2 separate regions of the Homo sapiens genome follow, and region 1 is linked to region 2. A link is a loop called in an ENCODE intact Hi-C map of the cell type or tissue named here. Cell type or tissue: PC-9. All regions are shown on one strand. Each heading gives the region's core, and the rest is flanking DNA. Links, peaks and the distances in the headings are about the cores only.

Region 1 (10,034 bases), core at 879-8,878, 170 kb after region 2:
AAGATTATCCCAAGAATGAACGATAACCATCACCAGTTACTGAGCACTTTGAAAGTATTTCGGGAAAGTATGTCAGGAAATGCACCTATTTCATGGATTAGGAGACCAAGGCTCAGAGTGTAAAGTGATCTGCCAGGGTCACACAAGTAGTAGGCAACAGCATTGATACAGAACCAAGTGTGGCTGATGTCAGAGGCTGGGTTCTATGCCACCTCCCCACCCCAAACCCAGAGAGAACTCAGGTTCTCCAGAGGAGGAAGTGGTTTGCTGCAGGCTCAGCATCACTGTGGGTGTCGCAGTTCATACCCATTTAATCACCAACCACCATCAAGTAGTTATTAAGTGACCGCAGAGAGAACAGCACAGTGCTTGGTGGCAAGGGGTATTTGAAAGGCAGATAAAATCCCTGTCTTCAAAGAGCTTACGGGGCAGAGCGGGAGACAGAAGAAAGCCTAATTTACACAGATCTGTAAAGTTTTACCTTAGCAGGAGGGTCAACAGGCTGGTTAGTTTTATCGGGGAAAAAAGCCTTCTCAAAAAGGTGGATTCAGCTAAGATTTTAAAGGCAGAGGGTAAGGTGAGTCAGGAGAAGGCTATTTTCTGCAACTTGAACCAACATCTAGACTCAAGGCAGAACTGAGTGGTTGGCATGGTCAGAAGTCAAATGTAATTCAGAGACTGCAATACAAGATACCCCCTAGATCTGGCAACTGCATTTGTCATTAAACATCGAGCACAGAGAGTTCTTAGAATCCCCCAAAGCAGGGGCCAAGTAGGAATATGTGTGAGGCAAGTGAGACCCAATGTAGGCAACAGAGAGGGTCAAATACAAGGCTGGAGCTATTGAGGTTAACCAAGTGGTGACACAGAGTACACACATCCCATGAAGCCTGATCTGATTTTTCAAAAGAAACGACATGTAATGAAACTCCGTCTCTACTAAAAATACAAAAATTAGATGGGCGTGGTGGCGGGCGCCTGTAATCCCAACTACTCGGGAGGTTGAGGTAGGAGAATTGCTTGAACCCAGGAGGCGGAGGTTGCAGTTGAGCCGAGATCATGCCACTGCACTCCAGCCTGGGTGACGCAGTGAGACTCTGTCTCAAAAAAAAAAAAAAAAAAAAAAGGAACAACATGGACTTTTTGGTGCAATCTCCTGATGTTTTAAATGTTGGCAACTAATTTGGAATATTTTGAATACCATGCAGACCAAGCAACAAGGGTCTGCAGACCAAATCTGACCCGTAGATTTCTGATTTCTACCTTGAGGTTTCCCATATGAAAAACCAGAAAGAAGACCAGGCATAGTGGCTCACGCCTGTAATCCCAGCTCTTTGGAAGGCCAAGGCAGGTGGATCACCTGAGGTCAGGAGTTTGAGACTAGCCTGACCATTATGGTGAAACCCCGTCTCTACTAAAAATATGAAAAGTAGCCAGGCATGATGGCACACGCCTGTAGTCTCAGCTACTCAGGAGGCTGAGACAGGAGAATTGCTTGAACCCCAGAGGCGGAGGTTGCAGTGAGCTGAGATCACGCCACTGCACTCTAGCCTGGGTGACAGAGCGAGACTCCATCTCAAAAAAGAAAAAAAAGAAAAAGAAAAAAGAGACCGGGCTAGTTGTGGGAAGACCCACCCAAGGTGCAGGTTCTTGCATCATTGCCTGTGGTAACACTGGGTGTGTTCCCTTCCCCTAACTCCTCTGGGCTTCAGTTTAGCTTCCTCTGAAAGTAGAAAATAACTACTATCTACCTCAAAGGGTGGCTATCAGAACCATATAAAAAATGATCGTCAATGGACAAATAATTAAAATGTGGTTTATACATCCATTGTATATAGATACAGTGAATTATTCAGCCTTAAAAAGGGAGATTCTGCCCATTTGCCACAGCATGGAAGGACGTGCTAAGTAAGATAAGCCAGACACAACAAGAAAAACATTGCATGATCTCACTTATATGTACTATATACATATATTTATTTATTTATTATTTTACTTATTTTTGAGATCGAGTCTTTCTCTGTCACCCAAGCTGGAGTGCAGTGGCGTGATCTTGGCTCATTCCAGCCTCCACCTCTTGGGTTCAGGCGATTCTCCTGCCTCAGGCTCCCAAGTGGCTGAGACTACAGGCCCGTGCCACCACGCTTGGCTAATTTTTATATTTTTGGTAGAGAGGGTTTCGCCATGTTGGCCAGGCTGGTCTCGAACTCCTAACCTCAGATGATCCACCCACCTCAGCCTCCCAAAGTGCTGGGATTACAGGCGTGAGCCACCACGTCCAGTCCAATATATATATTTATATATCTATAAAGAGGTCAAATACAGAGATCGAGAATGAAACAGTGGTTACTATGGGTGGAAGTGGAGAATGGGGAGACGTGGGTCAAAGAATACTAAGTAGCAGATACACGAGATGCACAAGTTTAGAAATCTAATGTATGATATGAGGGCTGAAGTTAAGAAAATCGTACTCGGGATTTTCGGATTTTTGTTACATAAGTAGATTTAGCTGCTCTTGGCACACAGGAAAGTAGCTGTGAGATGACTGACAGGTTAATCTGCTTCACTTTAGCAACCACCTTACTATCTGTACGTATCCTATGACAACATGTTGTAAACCTCGAATATACACAATAAGGTTTAGTGGTTCTTTTGTTTTTGTTTTGTTTTTTTTGAAATGGAGTCTCGCTCTGTCACCCAGACTGGAGTGCAATGGTGTGATCTCGGCTCACTGCAACCTCCGCCTCCCAGGTTCAAGAGATTCTCCTGCCTCAGCCTCCCAAATAGCTGGAATTACAGGCACGTGCCACCACGCCCAGCTAATTTTTGTAATTTTAGTAGAGACGGGGTTTCACCATGTTGGCCAGGCTGGTCTTGATCTCTTGACCTCAAGATCCACCTGCCTTGGCCTCCCAAAGTGCTGGGATTACAGGTGTGAGCCACAATGCCCGGCCTAAGGTTTAGTTTTTTAAAAAATAAAGAAGCACATGAAAATATTTCCTCAAGCTTAACGTGCTACACAAATGCCCATTATCTAATACAGGCCCAGAGAAGAGAGGGGGCGCTAACAGAGAACAGGCAGTAGATGGGGCCTGGGAGAGTGAAAAGGAAATGAGAAGGGAGTAGATGAGAAGGGAGAGTGGAAAGGAAATGAGTTGAGTCTCTGCTGGTGCGCAGACCGGAAGAATCTGGACAATAGAATTCACGTCAGGGGTGGAAATATAAATTTGGGAGTCACCAGCACACAGGTTATAAAAGAGGTCATGCAGTTGATTAACTGACCGAGGTGCATAGTTGAAAAACAAGGAGTTCAGAGAAATCCTTTGGGAAAACACCCAGGTGCACCTCCACTCAGGGATCAGAGGAGACTTGGGAAAAGAAGGTGGGAGGGTCTCTGGAGAAGCAAGCGGAGCTTAAGGAAGGGAGAAAAAAATATGCAGCTAAAGGGTGAGACAGGTGTCTCAGCAAAAGAGCAAACGTGGAAGAATGGGTCAGACTGTGTTAAAATTTAAAAAGGAACAGGCCGGGCGCGGTGGCTCACACCTGTAATCCCAGCACTGGGAGACCGAGGCAGGCAGATCACAAGGTCAAGAGTTCAAGACCAGCCTGGCCACTATGGTGAAACCCCATCTCTACTAAAACCACAAAAATTAGCTGGGCATGGTGGCGGGCGCCTGTAGTCCCAGCTACTCAGGAGGCTGAGGCAGAAGAATCACTTGAACCCGGGAGGCGGAGGTTGCAGTGAGCCAAGATCATGCCACTGCACTCCAGCCTGGGTGACAGAGAAAGACTCTGTCTCAAAAAAGATAATAATAAATTTAAAAATAAATAAAATAAAAAGGAGCAAAGTAAAAAAGTTAGTAAGTGCAGGTCAGGCACAATGGCTCACATCTGTAATTCCAACACTTTGGGAGGCCGAGGTGGGCGGATTACCTGAGCTCAGGAGTTCGAGACCAGCCTGGCCAACATGGCAAACGAAACCCCATCTCTACCAAAAATACAAAATTAGCCAGGTATGGTGGTGTGTGCCTGTAATCTCAGCTACTGCGGACTGCGGGGGGTTGGGGGGGGTGGGGCGGAGGCAGGAGGATCGCTTGACCCTGGGAGACAGAGGTTGCAGTGAGCCAAGATCATGCCACTGTACTCCATTCTGGGCGGCAGAGCAAGACTCTCTAAAAAACAAAACAAAAAACTGAAGTTAGTAAAAGCAGAAAAGTAAAAAGAGGGAAACAGGCAAGACACATGGTGGCTCACACTTATAATACCAGCACTTTGGAAAGCCAAGGCAGAAGGATTGCTTGAGGCCAGGAGTTCGAGACCAGCCTGAGAAACATAATGAGACTCCGGCTGTATAAAAAATAAAAAATTGGCCAGGCATGGTGGCACGTGCCTGTAGTCCCAGCTGCTCAGGAGGCTGAGGGCAGGAGGATCGCTTGAGTTGGAGGTTACAGTGAGCTGTGATCAGATCACTGTACTTCATCCTGGGCAAGAGAACAAGACCCTGTGAGAAAAGAGAAAGAAGAGAAGAGAAGGAGAGGAGAAAAACGGAACCAGAAGAAAAAGGAGAGCCAGGTGGACCTGCAGATGGGGACATCGGGGCCACATGGGGCCACAGCCATCTACACTGACAGAAGATGATGACCATGAGGTATAAAAGGGGGTAGAAAGATGGGGACGTGGGGGGTGGAGTAAAGCGTGAGCAAATAGAGGCCATCCTTGAGGATCTGTCTACTATGTGCTAAGCACCTCACTCAGTCTCCCAACAATGTGGAAGGCAGGCATTACACCCATTTCATAGCCTGCTTTCAATAGGGTTTTTTTTTGTTGTTGTTGTTGTTTTTGAGACGGAATCTCGCTCTGTCACCCAGGCTGGAGTGCAGTGGCCTGATCTTGGCTCACCGCAACCTCCGCCTCCCAGGTTCAAGGAATTCTCCTGCCTCAGCCTCCCGAGTAGCTGGGATTACAAGCATGCGCCACCACGCCCAGCTAATTTTGTATTTTAGTAGAGATGGGGTTTCTCCATGTTGGTCAAGCTGGTCTCGAACTCCCAACTTCAGGCCTCAGGTGTTCCACCTGCCTCAGCCTCCCAAGGCTGGGATTACAGGCATGAGCCACCGCGCCTGGCCTCAGTAGGGTTTTTATGTTTTAGAAGAGGCCAAAGTCTCCAAGGCTCATTCAAAACAATACACACAGACCGGGATCCAGAAGAGAATCGGCCTGAAGCTCCCTGGAGCTCCCTGGAGGGTTCCACCCCCCTTGCTCCAGCTCACCCAGAGTTCTACGATTCAAAACAGCTGGAAATGTGTGCCCTGCTCTCCCCAACAAGAAAACAGAACAGAACATGGCTGTTTCTGCCAAGCGAATTCTGAATAAGCTGCATTCCATTTCATTAAAACAATTACCTGAGCTCCAGCCAAGAATTACATAAAGCTTCCTCCCAGCATCACCCCCTCCCCCATAAAACACACATCATGCTGCTTTCAAATAGGCAGAGTGAAGCTCTGAGCCCTCGCTAGAAGACCTCATAGTCCTCGCCAAGTGGCCAGCCTCGGCATCTCTGCACGCTGACATAGATGACATGAGGCTGAAAGAAGACCTTGGCATGAAGCCCTCCCCTCATGAGAGCCTGCTGGCTGCCCGAAATGTTTCTAGTAGGCACCAGGGCCCTCACCTCTGCCTCAGAGCCAAGAGGGCCACTGGTGCCAGAATCCAGCTATTTCCCCAAAACAGACTGGAGGTCCAAGAGGGCCAGCTTTGAGTCAGCACAAACTAGACAGGAGGGACCAAGGGAGTGGGGATTCCAGGAGGGGGAGCCTGAAGGCTGGAAAACTGGATGGTCAGACTTGAGCTATAAGCAAAAGCCTGGGGACACTCAGCCATCACTGCCCACAGGTTAATGGTGTTCCACTGGCCACAGATAAGGGGTTCATGATGTGAGGCAAAAGACATCTCCTCCCCGCCCACAGGCCTCAAGCTGCCCAGAGACCGTTCCCTGAATTATGTAAAGCCTTGCTGTGGCTGGGCACCGTGGCTCACACCTGTAATCCCAGCACTTTGGGAGGCCAAGGCGGGCGGATCACCTGAGGTCAGGAGTTCGAGACCAGGCTGGCCAACATGGTGAAACCCCATCTCTACTAAAATTACAAAAATTAGTCAGGCGTGATGACGCACGCCCATAATCCTAGCTACTGCGGAGGCTGAGGCACAAGAATCACTTGAACCTGGGAGGCAGAGGTTGCAGTGAGCCAAGATCACACCATTGCACTCCAGCCTGGGTGACAGAGTAAGACTCCGTCTCAAAAAAAAAAAAAAAAGTCTTGCTCTGCATCCCATCAGCCTAGACAACCCATCTCAAACTCCAACCAGAGTTCGGCATCTCACATGCTTCAACCCTGGTCTGATTAATGTCATCATGCTCAAATAACTCATGAGGCTGCCTCCACACCTATGGACACACACTGTCTCTGGGCCTGTCTTTTTTCTGCACAGGTCACAGCACTGTGCTCCCCATTTCCCAGATGATAGTCAGCAGTCACTGTCACCTGAGGCCCCCCCAGCTACTGTCTCTGCTCACCCAGTCTTCCCACCACCTGCTCAATCACAGGAGACCAGCAGTCATTCAGGCCAACCATAGGCAGGCGCAGGCCAGCACCTAGGCCCAACAACTCCAAGCCCATCATGGAAAAGCAGGGTTTCCTTACTTTTCTCCAACTTTTCATTATAAAAATGTCTAAGCACACAGAGAAGTTGAGAGGCCCGGGTACTCTCACTTAGATTGAATGGCTGTCATTGTTTTACCACTTTGTGTAAACGCATGGCCCTTGTGCTCTCTGCCCTTTATGTGTATATCCTTTTTTTCATTATATCATTTAAAACTAAGTTGAGCTGGGTGCAGTGGCTCACACCTGTAATCTCAGCACTTTGGGAGGCCGAGGTGGGTGGATCACCTGAGGTCGGGAGTTTGAGACCAGCCTGACCAGCCTGACCAACATGGAGAAACCTGGTTTCTACTAAAAATAAAAAAATTAGCCAGGCGTGGTGGTGCATGCCTGTAATCCCAGCTACTCGGGAGACTGAGGCAGCAGAATCGCTTGAACCCAGGAGGCAGAGGTTGTAGTGAGCTGAGATGGTGCCACTGCACTCCAGCCTGGGCAACAAGAGCAAAACTCTGCCTCAAAACAAACAAACAAAAAAAAACAAATAAAACTAAGTTGAGGCCAGGTGGGGTAGCTCACACCTGTAATCCCAGCACTTTGGGAGGCTGAGGCAGGTGGATCACCTGAGGTCAGGAGTTGAAGACCAGCCTAAACAATATGGTGAAACCCCACCTCTACTAAAAATACAAAAATTAGCCGGGTGTGGTGGCATGCACCCATAGTCCCAGCTACTCAGGAGGCTGAGACAGGAGAATTGCTTAAGCCCAGGAGGCGGAGGTTGCAGTGAGCCAAGATCGCGCTGCTGCACTCCAGCCTGGGTGACAGGGCAAGACTCTGCCTCAAAAATAAAAAATGAAAAAATAAAAATAAGTTGCAAGACATCATGACACTTCACTCCTAAATACTTTAGCATGCACCTAACAATAACAATATTCTCCCATAAAACCACAATACCACAATCACACAAGAAATAAGCATTAAAAGTCCGTCTTTAAGGGAAGATTTGGCCACTGGGGTTCCACTGGGCCTGGCCAACCGCATGTTCTGTCTACCACTGGCCCAGCATCCAAGGCCTCCCTGGAGAGGCCAGCCCTGAGCACCACTGGTTAGGCAATCGGTTAGTTAGTTGGAAGACTTATCAGGGTATGAATGTACACTCAAGGCCAGATATGAGACTCCCAACAAGACCCAGACTGCAAAAGGCAGAGTGGACCCCGTGAGGCTGTCGATGGAGTCTCAGGGCCCATCCCAGGTGAGGAGGGCACCCTGAAGCCATTTCCATGACTTGCTTTGTGAACATTTCTGAGAAAACTCAGCTTCCTGATTCTCTCTTCCTCTCCCCCTCCCATAGGACATCCTTCATTCTCCACCATAAAGTTTTCAACAACTCCCTCCTCTGGATACGGGAAAGACAAGGAGCATGTTCGGGTGCAGCGGGGCTGGGGGCACAGGAAGGCTTCTGATTCCTGAGCAGAGGAGGTGGCAAGGGACCACAGGGGACCTGCCCCAGGTTCTCCTTGGCAGTGGTGCTGTAAGCTCACTGCTCTGTCTCAAGAGTAACAGGTGACTGGAGAGGTGACCAGGGAGGGAGGATTGGGGCCTCCCCTGGAACAGGAGACACTCCCCCCAGGACCCTGCATCCCATCCTGAGTGTGTGTCCCCAAGAAAGAACAAAAAGGCCGGGTGCAGTGGCTCACGCCTGTAATGCCAACACTTTGGGAGGCCGAGGCGGGTGGATCACCTGAAGTCGGGAGTTCGAGACCAGCCTGACCAACATGGAGAAACTCCGTCTCTACTAAAAATACAAAATTAGCTGGGCATGGTGGCTCATGCCCCCAGCTACTTGGGGGACTGAGGCAGGAGAATCGCTTGAACCTGGGAGGTGGAGGTTGTGGTGAGCCGAGATCATGCCATTGCCCTCCAGCCTGGGCAATAAGAGTGAAACTCAGGAAAAAAAAAAAAAAGAACAAAAGACAGACAAGAAGCTGCAGAGAACAGGGAAATGACAGATGTGGAAGACAACAGAGAATAGGGTGGGTGCAGAAAAATGTTAGTGTCCTAGAAACAGAAAACAGTCAAACCAATGGGCAACCCATATCAGATGCAGTATTATGAACAGAAGTGTAAAGAATGCACCAGGCACAATGGCTCATGCCTGTAATCCCAGCATTTTGGGAGGTTGATGCAGGCACATTGCTTGAGGCCAGGTGTTCAAGAACAGCCTGGGAAACATGGTGAAACCCTGTCTCCACAAAAAATTTCAAAAATTAGCGGGGCGTTACGGCATATGCCTGTAGTCCTAGCTACTCGGGAGGCTGAGGGAAGAGGAACACTTGGGCCTGGGAGGCAGAGGCTGCAGACCCTGTCTCCAAAAAAAAGTGTACAAAACAGTTGGCTGCAAGTCCCGCTCAGCAGCCAGACCACCTGGATTCAAATCCTAGCACTGCCATTCACTAGTTGTAGAACTTGGGCAAGTGGGCTCACCTCTCTGTGTCTCAGTTTCCTCACTTATAAAACAGGTAGTAGTAATACGACTACTAATAAAACCTGCCTCATATGGCCAGCTTGATTCAAGCAAACAATGCATGTAAAGTGCCCAGCACAGTGCCTGCACATAATAAGAGCTCAATAAATATTATGAGAAAAAGTTCTGTAAACACTGTAAAAAAGAAAAGTACCCCCTAGGCCAGAGTGCAGTGATGCGATCTCGGCTTACTGCAATCTCTGCCTCCCGGGTTCAAGCGATTCTCCTGCCTCAGCCTCCTGAGTAGCTGAGACTACAGGCACGCGCCACCACGCCCAGCTAATTTTTGTATTTTTAGTAGAGATTGGGTTTCACCACATTGGCCAGGCTGGTCTTGAACTCCTGACCTCAAAAGATGCACCCACTTCAGCCTCCCAAAGTGCTGGGATTACAGGTGTGAGCCACCATGCCCGGCAGATTTTGTTATTATTAATGAAGGCACTGAGACTAGGATGATCCCCGGAAAGGCTGCAATGAGGCTGGAAGTTTATTCAACATCTCTGGAGCGAGGTAAAGACGCAAGAGAAGCTTCAGAGTCAGATACTCCAAGCAGGATGACTAAATAGGAGAGGAGGGCTGCTCAGTGGCCCACCAATAACTCTGGCCTTCCATCAGCCTCTCCAGCCAAGGGTACACCCAGTCTCTTCAATGCATGACCATCACTAGGGAAGCTGGAAAAAAGGAATACTGAGATATTCCCTCAAAAGACCTTGAACCTATAGTGACAGGGCTTTGGGTTCCAGTAGGCTGAGCATTTCTCCATCAAGCTATGTCTGCCCAGGCAGCAGACAGCTTCACATATCAGAAAGTGTACCCGCTGAAGAATCAAACCCACCAAGGTTTGAATCCCAGCT
Region 2 (10,034 bases), core at 1,369-9,368:
CTCCTCCCCAGACACATGCTGGTATTGAAAGTTAGCTGTGCATTTTTTGCAGCTCTTTTTCTTATGCATATGTAGGTGTGTAGGCAATGTAGTTATTATGTGTTTTTAGACATCAATAGGATGATACTCTACATGTCTTGCCTTTTTGCACTTGTATCTTAAAGAGCTTTCCTTTTTTTTTTTTTTTTTTTGAGACGGAGTTTTGCCCTTCTTGTCCAGGCTGCAGTGCGATGGCGCGATCTCAGCTCCCTGCAACCTCTGCCTCTGGGTTTAAGCGATTCTCCTGTCAGCCTCCCAAGTAGCTGGGATTACAGGTGCCTGCCACCATGCCCAGCTAATTTTTGTATTTTTAGTAGAGACAGGGTTTCACCATATTGGCCAGGCTGGTCTCCAACTCCTGACCTCAGGTGATCTGCCCGCCTTGGCCTCCCAAAGTGCTGAGATTACAGGCGTGAGCCACCACACCCGGCCTCCAGTTTTATCGTATGTATATATCTACCTCACCTTTTTTTTTTAGTTTTTTTGTTGTTTGTTTCTATTTTTTTATTATGGACATTTTCAAGCAAACACAAAAATAGAAGATATAAGATGACTTCATCTCTCAGCCTCAATACTAATTAGCATATGGTCAGTGTTATTTCATCTATATCCTCACCCACTTCCTCCACCTCCCTGTTGGATTATGTTAAATCACAAGACATAGTGTCATCTCCATAAACACTTCAGTATACATCTCTACCAGAAAGAATTAAAAAAAAAAAAAACACAATACAATGATCACACTTGAAAAAAATAATTTCTTAATAATATCAGAATCCAGTTGATGTTAGAATTTCCCCAATTGGCCCATAAATATCTTTTGATAACTGATTTAGAATCAGACTCCGAAGCCTACATATTCCATTTAACTGATGTGTCCCAAAAGTCTGTAACATCTCCTCTTTCTTCTTTTTCATATTACATTTATTTGTTGAAGAAAGTGGATCATTTCTCTCATAGATTTGCTGCATTCTGGGTTTGATTGCATCCCATAGCATCATTTAGCATTTTCCTCTGTCCCTTATATTTCCAATAAACTAGGTCTTTTTTTTTGAAGACAGAGTCTCACTCTGTCACCCAGGCTGGAGTGCAGTGGCATGATCTTGGCTCACTGCAACCTCCCCATCATGGTCTTGAGCGATCCTCCCACCTCAGCCTCCCGAGTAGCTGGGACCTCAGGTACACACTACCACACCTGGCTAATTTTTTGTATTTTTGTTAGAGACGGGGTTTTGCCATGTTGCTAGGGCTGGTCTTAAACCCCTGGGCTCAAGCGATCCTCCTACCTCAGTCTCCCAAAGTCCTGGGATTACAGGCATGAGCCACTGTGCCCAGCCAACTAGGTCTTTTTAAAAATGTTTTGTGTTTTTTTGTTTGTTTGTTTAAGACAGGGTCTCTCTTTGTCACCCAGGCTGGAGTGCAGTGACACAATCATAGCTCACTGCAGCTTCCACCTCCTGGGCTCAAGTGATCTTCCCTCCTCAGCCTCCCAAGTAGCTGTGCCACCATGCCGGGCAGATTTTTGTATTTTTTGTAGATACGGGTTTTCACCATGTTACCCAGGCTGGTCTTGAACTCCTGGGCTCAAGTGATCCACCCACCTTAGCCTCCCAAAGTGCTGAGATTATAGGCGTGAGCTACTGCGCCCAGCCGTGTTTATTTTATTTTACTTTATTTTTTTTGAGAGAAATTCTCACTCTGTCACCCATGCTCACAGCTCACTGCAACCTCCGCCTCTTGGGTTCAAGCTATTCTCGTGCCTCAGCCTCCCGAATAGCTGGGATTACAGGCACACACCACCACGCCTGGCTAAGTTTTGTATTTTTAGTAGAGATGGGGTTTCACCATGTTGGCCAGGCTACTCTCGAACTCCTGGCCTCAAGTGATCTGCCCACCTCGGCCTCCCAAAGTGTTAGGATTACAGGCATGAGCCACCATGCCCAGCCTGGCCACATTTTCTTCATAAACACATTGTCTTACATTCAGAAACTTTGGAAACAAACATATTTACATATCCCCTATTCCCCTGTGAATTACTTTTTATGTATTTATTTTTTTGAGACAGGGTCTTACTCTGCCACCCAGGCTGTAGTATAGTGGCCCAGTCACAGCTAACTGCATCTTTGACCTCCTGGGCTGGAGCAATCCTCTCACCTCTCAGCCTCCCGAGTAGCTGGGACTACAGGTGCACGCCACCACACCTGGCTAGTTTTTGCTTTTGTTTTTTGTAGAGACGAGGTTTTGTCCTGTTGCTCAGGCTGGTCTTGAACTCCTGAGCTCCAGGGATCTGCCCAAAGTGCTGAGATTATAAGCAAGAGCCACGGTGCCCAGCCCCACCCTGTTCAAGGAGTGTGAGGAGATAGTTACCAAAAATGTGTCTACTTTGGGGTCATTTACAAAATATTAATAGTAGTATTTATTTATTTATTTATTTATTTATTTATTTATTTATTTATTTATTGAGATGGAGTCTTGCTCTGTTGCCTAGGCTGGAGAGCAGTGGCACGACCTCGTCTCACTGCAACCCCCACCTCCCAGGTTCGAGCGATTCTCCTGCCTCAGCCAAGTAGCTGGAATTACAGGCATGCGCCCCCATGCTTGGCTAATTTTTCTGTTAGTAGAGACGGGGTTTCAGCATGTTGGTCAAGCTGGTCTCAAACTCCTGACCTCAAGTGATCCACCTGCCTCAGCCTCCCAAAGTACTGGGATTACAGGCGTGAGCCACTGTGCCCAGCCAATAGTAATATTTATACATCACTTTATAGTTTACAAAGCACTTTTATTCTTTTTTTTTTTCTTTTCTTTGAGACGGAGTCTCACTCAGTCACCCAGGTGGAGTGCAGTGGCATGATCTTGGCTCACTGCAAACTCCGCCTCCCAGGTTCAAGCGATTCTCATGCCTCAGCCTCCCGAGTAGCTGGGACTACAGGCATGTGCCACCATGCCCTGCTAATTTTTTGTATTTTTAGTAGAGACAGGGTTTCACCGTGTTAGTCAGGATGGTCTCGATCTCCTGACCTTGTGAACCACCCGCCCTGGCCTCCCAAAGTGCTGGGATTACAGGCATGAGCCACCACACCCGGCCAACACTTTTATTCTTTAATCCTCCCAGCCACAGTAAGAAGTAAAAATTTTTAATCCCAATTTTACAGATGAGGAAACTAAGAAATACTTTGCCAGGGCCACAGCCAGCAGTGACTCATGAGCCTCCACCTCAAGTCTTCTGATTCCCGTCTTCCTGACACCCTTTTCCCTTTGCTACACTGCTACTTGTTGGGAAGCTAAAATGAACTACTTGGAAACAATGTGTAAATAAGATACTGTATGCTTTTGTAAAAAAAATAATATGACACACATTTTAACTTCTGACTTTAAAATTCCTCATACTCAGGCCAGTTGCGGTGGCTCACACCTGTAATCCCAGCACTATGAGAGGCCGAGGCAGGCAGATCACCTAAGGTCAGGAGTTTTGAGGCCAGCCTGGCCAACATGGTGAAAGCCCGTCTCTACTAAAAATACAACAATTAGCCAAGCATGGTGGCAGGCGCCTGTAATCCCAGCTACTCAGGAGGCTGAGGCAGGAGAATCACTTGAACCCGGGAGGCAGAAGTTGTAGTGAGCTGAGATCACGCCATTGCACTCCAGCCTGGGCAACAGAACGGGGACTCTGTCTCAAAAAAAAAAAAAAAAATTACTCATACTCTAACCTCACTTCCACACACACTTTCCCCCTCCCTTCTGTTCTCTTTCATCATTTTCATTATCTCTATTTCCGTTTTACCTTTGGGTCCCCTTTTCTTTCTGGTCAGAACCTCATGTCATGGTGTCTGTCAGTTTCTAGTTCATTTTAGAAATTATTCTTGGTGAATCCCACATAACGATGTATCTTTGCTGCTTGGATTTCCACTATATTTAGTTAATGGATACTTAAGTAACAGTGTGATAAGGCTGGGGTGCAGCGGCTCAGGCCTGCAATCCCAGCGCTTTGGGAGGCTGAGGCAGGTGGATCACTTGAGGTCAGGTGTTCGAGACCAACCTGGCCAACATGGTGAAACCCCATCCCTACCCAAACAAAAAAAAAAGAAGTAGCCAGGTTGGAGGATCACAAATTCAGGAGGCGGAGGTTGCAGTAAGCCAAGATTGCACCACTGCCCTCCAGCTTGGGTGACAGAGTGAGGCCCTATCTCAAAAAAAAGTAACAGTGTGATAGAGGAGGCAGCATACCTTTATGAATAACAGTGAAATTGTGTGATGGAATAAAATGGTAAAATGAAGATGCTTATCGTGGAAGTCCACTAGAAATCAAAAGCAGAAGGAGGCCAGGCAAGGGCGCCTGTAATCCTAGCACTTTGGGAGGCCAAAATGGGAGGATTGCTTGAGCCTAGGGGTTCAAGACCAGCCTGGGGAACATAATGAGACCCTGTCTCTACTAAAAATACAAATAAAAAATTAGCTGAGTGTGGTGGTACATTCTTGGAGTCGCAGAGGTGGGAGGATCACTTGAGCCCAGAAGGTTGAGGCTGCAGTGAGCTGTGATCATGCCACTGCACTCCAGCCTGGATGACAGAGCAAGATCCTGCCTCAAAAAAAAAAAAAAAAAAAAAAGGCAGAATGAAGATAGAAGTACACATGGGTTGGTTACCTTCTCTCAGACAAGAAGCTGAACATTAAGATCATATTCTGTCATCAGCATGGAAGGTGGGATGGAAGGTGGGGGATACAAACAGAGAAAGTGTCAGGGTGCAGGAGAGAAGAAGCAAGTTGTCCAGTCTTTCTCCCTTTAAAAAAAAAAAAAAAAAAAAGTAAAACCTAGCTCTGCCACCTGGGTGAGCAAATCTACATGAAACCTTGTAATGCATGCTCTTGCCTGCTTTCAAAGGAGGCCCAGTTACTATCCAGGAGTCTGATTAGACTTGCAAATTCTCCCCTCTGGAAGGATGCCCCCAGTAGGGAGAACTCTGGAGCAAGGGTCCTGTCCTTCCTGGACTCCTATAGAACAGGGCTGGCTGGGCAGTTAGGTTACTCTGGGAGGATAGTTCTTTTCCCATACCTTAGAAATGAATTTTTGTTATACAAGAATTGAGACGACAAGCCTAAGGAATCATTTAAAGAGGAAACCACACCCCCCATTTGTATAGTAACTTAGTTTTACCAGATACTTCTTCCATATACGTTATCTCTGATTCTCCATCCTGGCCGCACATTACAATCATCTGGGGAGCGCTCAGACACCAGGAACCTCACCAGAACAATACAGTTGAAATCACGGGGTGGGGTCAGTTGGGTGGGGCCCACTTCTTTCCCCCTTGATTTTAATGTGTAGTCAGGGGTGAGAATCCCTAAGAAATATAACTTCCTTCTCGTCACTGGGCTGCAGAAACCTTAAGGTGCACCTTCTCCTATACAATAAATGAGTTTCAGGAAAATTAAGTAGCAATTTTTTTATCTCCTTGCAGGTGAAGGGCCTTCACTAAAACCAAAAATAAATCTTGGGCTAGCAATCTGCCTTACAAAAACAAGTCAGTTACTAGTGGTTTCATTTGTAAAAAGGAATTATTCGAGCCCTTGGAATATTCCTATTTTTAAAATGTGATTAATGTGTTGATCCTGGTCTGGGGTTTCCCATGAATGACGAGCACTTATTCCTTGGTGAGCAAATGTCCCAACGGTGCAGCGCGTGGCCAGGATTGGAGGTCGTCCAGGCAGCCCCTGCCTCAGGGCGTTTTTTGGCAAGGAAGGGAACCCCACCATGCCCGGCGCTGCGCCGCGGCTGTAGCCCTGGGCCCATCTGTCCCTCGCCGGCAACGTTAGTCAGCACATTCCTGGGGCTCCCGCTGCTCTCGGCGCCACCTGCCGGGGGACGCCGGAAGCTCAGGAGGCTGTGGCTGTCGTGGGGCACCACGGGTTCTGACGCTACTGGAGGGGTGTCCATGGCAACCGATGCCGCGTGAGGATTTCCGCTGTTTGCTGCCAGCCAATAGCAGTGGGTGTGACGGAGGCAGCCTTCGGCATCTGAGCCCTCAGCATCCATTAGACGGGCTCGGGTCCCGTCGCTGCCGCAGTGGGCGGGGCTGACGCGGTGGCTGAGCTGTCTGGAGCGGTTTCTCTAGGGAAGGCAGGCGGGCCGGCGGGCGGGGCGCACTTGCGGTGTCGGCACAGGTGACTAATTGCTCGGTAGACCTGAAGCCAAAGAAGAAGTGCTGGTCGCAGCAGTGGCCTGAGCACTTTGCAAGTGGGATCCACCTGTTCCTTTTTCTGGCCGCACTTCGGTTAGTGCGGTCGGTGTTGTGAAGCTCGAGCTAGGCGGCCTCTGCAGGCGGATCCTCTAGCTGCCCTTGAGCCCTGCACATTAGTCGCTGGCCCTGTACAAGGAGCATGCTTTTGTTAGCTTTGCTGTTTTGAGTGCTTAAGGGAGCGATTAATGAAGGCAAGGGCTAAATAATACACGTTTCTGCAGTTGGGCAACCAGGGCTGCCTCTGCAGAGGTCCTTCCACCTTTATTCCCGTTCCCCTGCCCTCGAAAAAAATTAATTTTCTTTTGCATTGAACAGCCGTGATTTAGGAATGTTGGGAAAGGTGAACAAAGTAATACGTGAAACACAAATGTGAAAATAAAAAAATGCAAAATAATGTCGGAGGAGTTACCCATCAGTAATCATCACCCAGAGATAACCAACTAGACATTTTTGTGCATATCCTTGAACACACAGGCAGTTTTTTGTTTTGTTTTGAGACAGAGTTTCGCTCTTGTTGCCCAGGCTGGAGTGCAGTGGCGTGATCTTGGCTCACTGTAACCTCCGCCTCCTGGATTCAAGTGATCTCCTACCTCAGCCTCCTGAGTAGCTGGGATTACAGGCAGCATGCGCCACCACGCCCGGCAAATTTTTGTATTTTTAGTAGAGGCGGGGTTTCTCCTTGTTGGTCAGGCTGGTCTCGAACTCCCAACCTCAGGTGATCCGCCCACCTTGGCCTCCCAAAGTGCTGGGGATTAGAGGCGTGAGCCACAGCACCCTGCGGACACAGGCAGTTTTTGTTTTACAAAACTAGTATTATACTAGACCTTGTTTTCTGGTGCTTTTTCCACTCAGCAATATGTTATGAACTGTCAATAAATATTCTACCTCATGGTTTTTTGTGGGGTTTTGTTTTTATTTTTTTGAGACGGAGTCTTGCTCTATTGCCCAGGCTGGAGTGCAGTGGCACAATCTGGGCTCACTGCAAGCTCCACCTCCCAGGTTCAAGCGATTCTCCTGCCTCAGCCTCCCGAGTAGCTGGGATTACAGGCACCTGCCACCACACCCAGCTAATTTTTGTATTTTTAGCAGAGATGGGTTTTCGCCATGTTGGCCAGGCTGGTCTCGAACTCCTGACCTCAGGTGATCCTTCCACCTTGGCCTCCCAAAGTGCTGGGATTACAGGCACGAGCCACCGCGCCTGGCCACACTTTATGGGGTTTTTTTGTTTTTTTGAGACGGAGTCTTGTTCTGTCACCCAGGCTGCAGTGCAGTGGCGCGATCTGGGCTTACTGCAAGCTCCGCCTCCCGGGTTCACGCCATTCTCCTGCCTCAGCCTCGCCAGTAGCTGGGACTACAGGCACCTGCCGCCATGCCTGGCTAATTTTTGGTATTTTTAGTAGAGACGGGGTTTCACTGTTAGCCAGGATGGTCTCAATCTCCTGACCTCGTGATCCGCCCGCCTTGGCCTCCCAAAGTGCTGGAATTACAGGGGTGAGCCACCGCACCCGGCCTACTTTATGGTTTTTACTGGTGACTGTATTCCATCCCATCATTCATGACCACTTGGCTACTCTGACTAGCTAAGCTATAGTGATCACCACTGTGTGGCTATCTTCGCACACCTCTGTATCTTCAGGACAGTTCCCCTAAGGGGGATTGCTAACTACAAGGAATCCCTTCTATACCAGCAGGACAAGGTTCCTGCCTTCCAGTGGGGAATGGGCCATTTTGGGAAAGGATGAGTAGCTCCTTTATGCTGTGTGAGGCTTTTGATCCCCTCTGGGTTCCAGTCCTTATTTTAGTATTGTCCTTTTTCAACGTGTGTGTGTGTGTGTGTATGTGTGTGTGTGTGGGGTGTGACGGAGTTCTGCTCTTTCAACGTGTGTGTGGCGTGTGTGTGTGACGGAGTTCTGCTCTTTCAACGTGTGTGTGTGTGTGGTGTGTGTGTGTGTGACGGAGTTCTGCTCTTTTTGCCCAGGATGGAGTGCAATGGTGCAATCTCGGCTCACTGCAACCTCCTTCTCCTGGGTTCAAGCAATTCTCCTGCCTCAGCCCGAGTAACTGGGATTACAGGCATGTGCCACCACGCCTGGCTAATTTTGTATTTTTAGTAGAGACAGGGTTTCTCCATGTTGGTCAGGCTGGTCTCGAACCCTCGATCTCAGGTGATCCACCCGCCTCGGCCTCCCAAAGTGCTGGGATTACAGGCATGAGCCACCACACCCGGCCTCAACTTCTGTTTCTTTATCCGTGAGGTGGGGATGACAAATATTCCTTTCACCTACAGGTTGGTTATGAAAACTGGGAGAATATATGTGAAAACATGTTGCAAACTAACCCTCTGCAGGCAACATCATAGTTATTGTTGCAGCTGCTATTTGTTGTGAGTTCAGGGTCAGAGCCTGTTTCCTCATCCTGGGACTCCAGGTGCCCCAAGTAAAGACCAAGATGCCTCTGGCACAAGGTGTCCATGTTCACCCTGGCTTGTCTGTTCTCAGGAAGAATGCTGTGGAGCTGGAACTTGCCAAGTGCAGGATGGATATGATGTCTCTGAACAGCCAGTTGCTGGATGCCATTCAGCAGAAACTGAACCTCTCGCAGCAGCTGGAAGCTTGGCAGGTAAACTGGAGCCTGAGATCCAGGGCGAGAGGAGACTCCAGGAGGAATCTCTGAACCCAGGCAGAGTGTAAGGAGAGTTTGCCACTGGAGGGTTCCATGTGACTGGGTGAACAGCACATCCCAGTCTTCACCTGGCAAGATCCAGAGCTCATGTCCCCTAGTCCTTGGGGAAGAATGCTTAAGGATGCTTTTGAGCGACAGTGCCCAGGCTGCTGCTGTCTGGAGATGTAGTGATCTCCAGACTTGGAATGGGGCCCCCTTTCAGCTGGTTGTCTGGGCTTTAAGCTGGAAAGAAACAACTGGTTAACATGGAGGCCCAGGAAGCTCAGTATAATTGCATGAAAATTCACAGCGGGATGCGGCTCAGCAACCCTCCTGCAGCCAGCAGCTGCTACCCTTCCCCTTCTCAAGGGCCAGCCTCCATTTTCCAAAGAGCACTGTGCTGGCACAGGCCCTGGGGAAGAGGAGTCAGTGGGTCCCTCTCTAGACCCACTGTTTTCAGGGTCCAGCATGGCTCCCCCACTGGACTGGGCTGTGGCTGGCTGGGTTTTGTTCGTGAGGTTGAGGTAGCACAGTTTTAGGATATGGGTATAAACATTAATATTTCTCCCCAAGAATTCTCATCCAGACAGATGAAAAGCCGTCTGTGGCTTTACAAGGTAAGCCCCCCGTGGAGGGCAGGTTGTTGGTGACCATTCCTCCCAGGGCCCCATGGGGCTGGCAGCCAGAACACTGGCCCCACCGCAGGGTGCCCGTCCCTGGCTCCTTGGCTCCTGCATGGCAGCCAGCTGGCCGCGCCCTGGCTGACCGCTGCTCTCTCTCTTCTCTCCCGGCTACAGTTTGCTTCCTCAGGGCTTTTTACTATCTGGCTCCTTTGGTTTCTGATCTAGTGGCCTTTCTCAGTTCCCGTATCAACAGCTTTAGTTGTACACCCCTCCTGCCTTTGAGGTGAGCCTGAGCCCTACATCCCATCCACCGTCTCGCCCTGCCATTGCTGTGCTGCCCCGCCGCCTCCCCTCATGGCCCACTGTGTTCTGTGTGCTGGAGCCTGGCGTCATCTCTGTGCAGTGTGACATGCCCTCAAGTCCCAGCTCCCTCCTCCATCACAGTCGCGTCCAGTGAGCTCTTCAGCAGTGTGTG

Evidence for each region. A loop is a pair of places that touch in the nucleus more often than their neighbours do. Peaks named below come from ENCODE experiments on the same cell type or tissue, not always from the same donor. Only the 100,000 strongest peaks of a DNase experiment are listed, where the experiment ranks them.
Region 1: it touches region 2 in a loop (12-fold over the local background); 2 of 110 quality-filtered maps call a loop at or near these places.

What each region holds. Positions count from the first base shown.
Region 1 is chr12:120,251,895-120,261,928 of GRCh38, forward strand. All of the region lies in intron 1 of PXN (paxillin), which reads right to left. Among named protein-coding and RNA genes, the nearest start is that of PXN, 8.8 kb to the right of the region's middle. RefSeq lists an enhancer at 8,292-8,858. In PC-9, for the core only: no CTCF peak of the experiment used is centred there; no DNase peak of the experiment used is centred there; H3K27ac peaks cover 427 bases.
Region 2 is chr12:120,081,178-120,091,211 of GRCh38, forward strand. BICDL1 (BICD family like cargo adaptor 1) reads left to right here. Exons shown (of 10, transcript NM_001367886.1): 9 at 8,774-8,894. Among named protein-coding and RNA genes, the nearest start is that of RAB35, 31 kb to the right of the region's middle. RefSeq lists enhancers at 6,148-6,227, 9,602-10,034. In PC-9, for the core only: a CTCF peak has its summit at 5,891 (motif pointing left); a DNase peak (open chromatin) is centred at 6,124; H3K4me3 peaks cover 927 bases; H3K27ac peaks cover 2,011 bases.